Regions from separate parts of the Homo sapiens genome. Here region 2 is linked to region 1. A link is an interaction called in ENCODE POLR2A ChIA-PET data of the cell type or tissue named here. Cell type or tissue: endothelial cell of umbilical vein. All regions are shown on one strand. Each heading gives the region's core, and the rest is flanking DNA. Links, peaks and the distances in the headings are about the cores only. Region 1 has its middle 23 kb from the start of LINC01960. Region 2 has its middle 26 kb from the start of SP3.

Evidence for each region. ChIA-PET counts read pairs that join two places held together with the same protein. Peaks named below come from ENCODE experiments on the same cell type or tissue, not always from the same donor. Only the 100,000 strongest peaks of a DNase experiment are listed, where the experiment ranks them.
Region 2: POLR2A ChIA-PET joins it to region 1 with 11 read pairs; 5 of 35 experiments call an interaction of 5 or more read pairs at or near these places.

Annotation. Positions count from the first base shown.
Region 1 is chr2:174,047,313-174,050,221 of GRCh38, reverse strand. No RefSeq gene overlaps it. Among named protein-coding and RNA genes, the nearest start is that of LINC01960, 23 kb to the right of the region's middle. RefSeq lists a silencer at 490-693. In endothelial cell of umbilical vein, for the core only: no CTCF peak of the experiment used is centred there; no DNase peak of the experiment used is centred there.
Region 2 is chr2:173,989,730-173,992,638 of GRCh38, reverse strand. No RefSeq gene overlaps it. Among named protein-coding and RNA genes, the nearest start is that of SP3, 26 kb to the right of the region's middle. In endothelial cell of umbilical vein, for the core only: no CTCF peak of the experiment used is centred there; a DNase peak (open chromatin) is centred at 1,148.

The DNA.
Region 1 (2,909 bases), core at 112-2,611:
TATTCTGAAATTTAAAGTTTATTTAAAAAAAATAAGCTGACTCACACCAAACCAGACTTTCTCCATAACAGAATCACTGATATGGTTAGGCTTTGTGTCCCCACCCAAATCTTATCTTGAATTGTAATCCCAGGTGTTGAGGGAGGGACCTGGTGGGAAGTGATTGGATCATGGGGGCGGTTTCCTCCATGCTGTTCTCGTGATAGTGAGGGACTTCTCATGATATCTGTTGGTTTTATAAATGGCAGTCCCCCTGGGCTTTTTCTGTCTCTCCTGTCACCTTGTGAAGAAGATGCCTGCTTCTCCTTCCTCCATGATTGTAAGTTTCCTGAGGCCTCCCCAGCCATGTGAAACTGTAAGTCAATTAAACCTCTTTTCTTTATCAACTACGCAGTCTTGGGTAGTATCTTTATAGTAGTGTGAAATTGAACTAATACAATCACTTTCTCATTCAGTGACTCCATTCTTAATGCCCCCACCTCATCCCCACAAAATGATTCCATGGGCATCCCCTGACCCCAAGGTAGGCTCCCAGGCTTTGGGAAACCCTGGCTGGGCTGGGCTGGACTAGGCTATGTTGTCTCTGGACATTAAGCCGAAGGATAGGGCTTTTTCTGTGGCAATGAGATTTCATTAAAGGTGTTTAAGTGGGTTGGGGTTGCCGTTGAGAGTACCGTTTGTGGATGGGGGTGAGAAGTTTGGCCAGAGAGGAAAGATACCGGGGAGCAAGAGGGAAAGGCTAGTGATCAGGCTGGCAGGCTGATGGCCAGGAAGGCACAGATGTGGGTGAACGGGAGGGTTCAGAGAGGCAGGAATGCAGACCCCCTGGAGGTGTGTGCAGGAGAGCGTGTTAGGGGCTGGCTGGGGCAGGATGCTGGCTTTGTGAGGGGCCAAGGGCATCTCACAAAAATGTTCTGCAATGTTCTAGGTCATTCCCTGAAAAGTAAAAAATATATTTTAAAAAATTTTTTTGAAAGAAAAGAAAATGTCCTGCAAGGGCCTGGAGGGGCAGGTTGCCCAGAGCAGCGTCAGAGACTCAGGCTTGATGCCATCCTTTCACAGATAGTAAGAGGCTCCTAGAGCTGTTGGACGTCTCCAGGAGACAGAAAAGGAACATTGCCCTTCCCCAGCCCCTCACAGCTTCACCCCCCTGCCCCTCACAGCTTCACCCCCCTGCCCCAGCCACAGGGTAAACAACAACAAGGTTGGGACAAAGGAGGGGTTAGAAGAGAAGACAAACCGGCCCTCATTCTACTCATTCTGGGTGGAACAGGAAGCTCGGCTCCTGGTTGTTAAGCTTGAAGGTTGCTGATTGGAATCTGTGGGGATGGATGGAGATCCTCCCTTACAGGACCCGATGCCCAGGGCTGACTAAACAGGGAGCTGTTCTACCAAAGGCGTAGGAACCACTACAGAAAAAAGTGAAAGATACACAGGGTAGACGTCCTCCAGAAAGCAAGGAAACTTGAGCATCCAGCACGCAGAGGACACCCACTCTGCCCGTGTGCCTATTTTTGCCTCCAAATCCTCACCTGGGCATCAGTACCTCACCTGAGCCGCCAACAGCCAGGATCCTGTGCCAAGCCAGTGCCATTCTGGGATTTAACTCAGCAGCTACAAGCCAGAAAGAAACTGGGGACTCCAGGGCCAGTTCCTGAGCCTGCACGCCAGCCGGAGGGAGAGCGCCCAGCAGACGCCGCGGGTTGCGCCCCGGGCGCGTCCCTCCGCTGCCCTTCGTGGGCGCGAGTGGCAGCCGGCTGCGGGCCTGGCGGGGAGCCGGTCAGCCTGACATCCCCAGCAGATGTCAGTCTGGGAACAGGAAGCAGCGTGTTTGGGGTTTCTAAAAATAAATAAATAAATAACCACAACCACAAGAACAGTCTTTTATTGCAAAGTAAAAAAATGCTTTAATGACTAGAGCGTTTAGCACATTGGGGGTGTTCATTGTTTTCAATTATGTGCCATTCTGAAAGGAGAGCACAAATTCTGAGCCTGAATGGAGAATTGTGGGGCTTCGGATTTGTGCTGTTTTAAACATTTGCTTTACTACTTTAAGAAGAGAACTGTAAAATAGAAATAATGATATATTATTACAAGTAAATTACACTGTGGAGTAGCATTAATATTGCAGTTGAAACCTAGAATTTGAAATAAAGATGGAAATATTCATTTGTACATAGTTTTTGTTCTTAGAAAAATGATTTAGCATAAGTCAAGAAGCTTCCTTCTGCGCGTGCACATCCGGCGGGGGCTGAGGCTCCCTGGCCGGGGCACCCCAGGGCCGCTCTGCCAGGATCCCAGTGGTGAGCCCTGGGGTCCCCGCAGGGACCGGGAACCTGGAGTTCTCAGCACCAGGGCTGGCACAGGCTGGGTTCCTCCATGTGTCCCCCAGCAAGGACTTGAAGCCAGGCCACTGTGACGCCCCCTCCTCTCTCTTACTTCCTGGCAATCTAGAAATGGAGAAAGGAGCAGAGGAGACCGAACAATGGCAGGGATTATAAGGGGACTGATGTGGGAGGAAGCAGCTCTTTCAAGAAGATCAGTCTAGATTAGTATGGGAATTGGACGTTTAGGGTTTCTCTCTCTCTCTGGTCATTTTTTTTCAGATTACAAAAGTAATATACATTTCCGGCAAAAAGAAAATTAATGTATTACAGAAACATGTGATTTAGAAAGTGGTAGTCCCTGCAATCTAGTCTAGGGTGGTGGTAAGGGCATTAGGTGCTTGTGGACAGAGGCTGCATAAGGAGATGGTGACAACAGGTGACAGAAGAGCTTTATTCTGCAATCCTCCCTTCTCTCTTTATTTTTTTCTTTGTGTGCCTCTATCTGAAAAATATCACCCTTCTCAAAGGCAGGCCCTATTTTGTCAGGCCTAATCCCCTAGCCAGGCTTCTTCTTCCTCTTCT
Region 2 (2,909 bases), core at 101-2,600, 58 kb after region 1:
AGAGATTTCAGTAATGCGTGTGCCCCAGAGCGGCTTTAGTCTACCCTGGGCTGAGGAGTAGGGTGGCACTGATTGGGTCCTTGCCTTTGGTGCAGATATGGGCTGAAAACCTGGACTTACCTTCCTGGCCCATTTCTTAGTTTTGTTTGTGGCCAGGTATGAGTAAGATGGTTAGAACTGGGGCCCTTTTCACATTTCATGTTTTTCTGGTTTCTAAAAATGAAAATGGCAAGAAATCCCTGCAGCAGGAGTATTTGTTCTAGGCAGGGTATTTCCTGCCAGTTTCCTCCAGGAGGAAGATTTACCTTTAGGGCAGTCACGCTCCCCATCCTAGGTATGTGATTGCTCTGACACCTTTTGAAGCTACATCAGATTCAGCCTTTCAGGCGTGTCCTGGTCTGACTATTGGATTGGAGTGCAAATGCAGTAGATTGCATGAATTAATTTTATTTAAAAAAACAAAACAAAACTGTTCTTAAAGCTGGGAGGTGCACACATTTGCCAATATTATCCTGAAGCTTTAAGGGCCCTCCCAGCCCCAGGGGAGTTGGGCTGGCTGGCTTGACTGCAGTAAGAAGCTGTGGTGACCAGCACGGACTGACGCATGCTGGTTTGACGGTGGGACAGCATCTGGCACAAGCCCTGGCAGTTCATTATCTGAGATCACTCACTTGCATTTGGTCTTTGCTTGAATTTCTTTTGGAAAAAAAGAAGAGAAACACACCCCAAATTCCAGGTAATGGAACATCATTAAATTGGAGGCACCAAGGTTGTGAGAATGGGGAGGATTTTCACTGGACAAGAAAATGTAAAACACCCTTGCTCCTCCATAGCTGGAACTCAGCCATATTGCACGTCTGCATTAATCTGGCTGGTTGTTCTGAGGGCAAGGACCTGAGTTTTGGATGCTCACGAATCAGAGAACGGTGCCAGGGGAAACCCAGAGTTGCATTTAGCAACTCTACCCAGAGAATGCAAAATACACCTTCCTGTTCAGTCCCCTTTACACATTACTTAGACGTGGTGGACTCCCAAAGCTGCAGGGGAAGGCATGACTTCGAAAGTCTCTAACAGGCTCTACGAACATGCTTTCCCACATAAACACTGAGACATCTGGGGAGAAAGGGGGGGAAAAAAGAGGGGTGGAGGCAGGGAGACCTCTAGACAGAATAAGCCAAGAGCGCAACAGCAGCTGTGAACGTGCCAGAGGCAGGCAGGCAGAGAGCCAGGATTCTCTGAGCAAAAGCTAAGCAGCAGGGCAAGCCACTCTCCCAGCAGAGTCACTGGCCTGGAAGTGTTGGATGGTGCCCACCAGTTGCCTAAGCAACCAGGGGGTGTCTAGAATTTCTGGGGGTTCGTTTAAGCTCTGGACCCCAAGAGGGGACTTCTTTATTCTTTCCTAACTGCATGGAGAACAGTTGGAGGGTCTGAAGGGACCATGTGGGTTGGGCTCTGAGAGCTGCTTCCTCCTCGGCTAGCAGAGTCTCTGGCCGTTGTGGATGCGTCAGTGCAGTAGCTCTGTGGCTCTCAAGCTGGGTTCTGCATGGAAAATCATATTCGTTACTGTATCCTAATAATTTGGCATGGGTGGGACTTAATTTTTTAGTTGTTGACTCAAGGTCTCTGATGCACAGGCTGGAGTGCAGTGGTTCAATCACACCTCTCTGCAGCCACCAACTCCTGGGCTCAAGCAATCCTCCCACCTCAGTCTCCCAAGTAGCTGTGACTACAGGTGTGCACCACCTTGCCTGGCTAATTTTTGTATTCTTTGTAGAGATGAGGTCTTGCTATGTTAGTTGCAGACTCCTGGCCTCAAGCAATCCTCCTGCCTTGGCCTCCCAAAGTGCTGGGATTATAGGTTTGAGCCACCGCACCCGGCTTAATTTTTAAATTGTCCTTTGCTGGCTGGGGATCATGTTCTTCTCCCTAGAGTCTCTGCATCACAGTTCTCGAGTCTCCAGCATCCTCCAGCACTTATGATTTCCCTTTTCCCACCCCAGCAGGAAAGAAACTGAGCATGCTGACACTTATAGTATCTCATCCTCAAATCCTCGGAGGCCCAGTCCTCGAGAGAGGTGGTAGCCTTATCTACACCAGCTGTGTGCAGCCCACATCCACAGAGGGGTAGGGAGAGAGCCACAAACACAGCCTCCTCCACTCCGTGGCACCCCCTCTCTTTTCAACCCTCTTCTTTTCTAAAACTAACTGCATTCCCTAGGCCGCCTTATTTTATTTCCTGGCTCCCAGAAATCTTTAGTGTGAGAACAGGCAGAGGAATCTCCTGGGGTGTATTTGGAAGGAAGGGAGTAAGCTCGGGGTTGGATAACTTCCACAAGCGGAATCTCAATCAGTGGTTCTTAACCCTGCTGCACAATAGAATCATCTGGGAGCTGTTAAAAAAATTGCAACGCTCAGGCCGAGGCCCAGAGATTTGGTTCAATGGGTCTAAATAAAGGTTTTGTTTAAAACATTTTTTTTGACAAAGATATTTTTAAAAACAACTCTCAGAGATGAGAAGCACCGACCTAAAGGTGAGTAGCTTGGGCATAAGCACAGGAAAGTCTCCTGTGTGCTGTGTGATGGGTCTGAACCTTATTCATCTGCAGGAGGCCTCTCAGTTTGGGCTGGTCAAGCAGCTGTGCTTGTTGGCAGAGACAGCTTGCTTCCTCCCTTTATCTACCAGATACACCCTCTTCCTTGGCCTAAACTTGAGGGAGGTGATGTTGGGTACAAAGACCCCAATTCTGTGGCATCATTACAGCAAGAAAGTTTTTGAGCAGTCGGCAGAGGAGAAATACTACTTCAGAGCACTGGGAGGGAGGGGGGTGGCTGACTTTTTTTCTAGGTCTAAAATAAAACCCAGAGGATGGGCGGGATGAAGACAAAAGGAGGGATGAAACAGAAGTGAA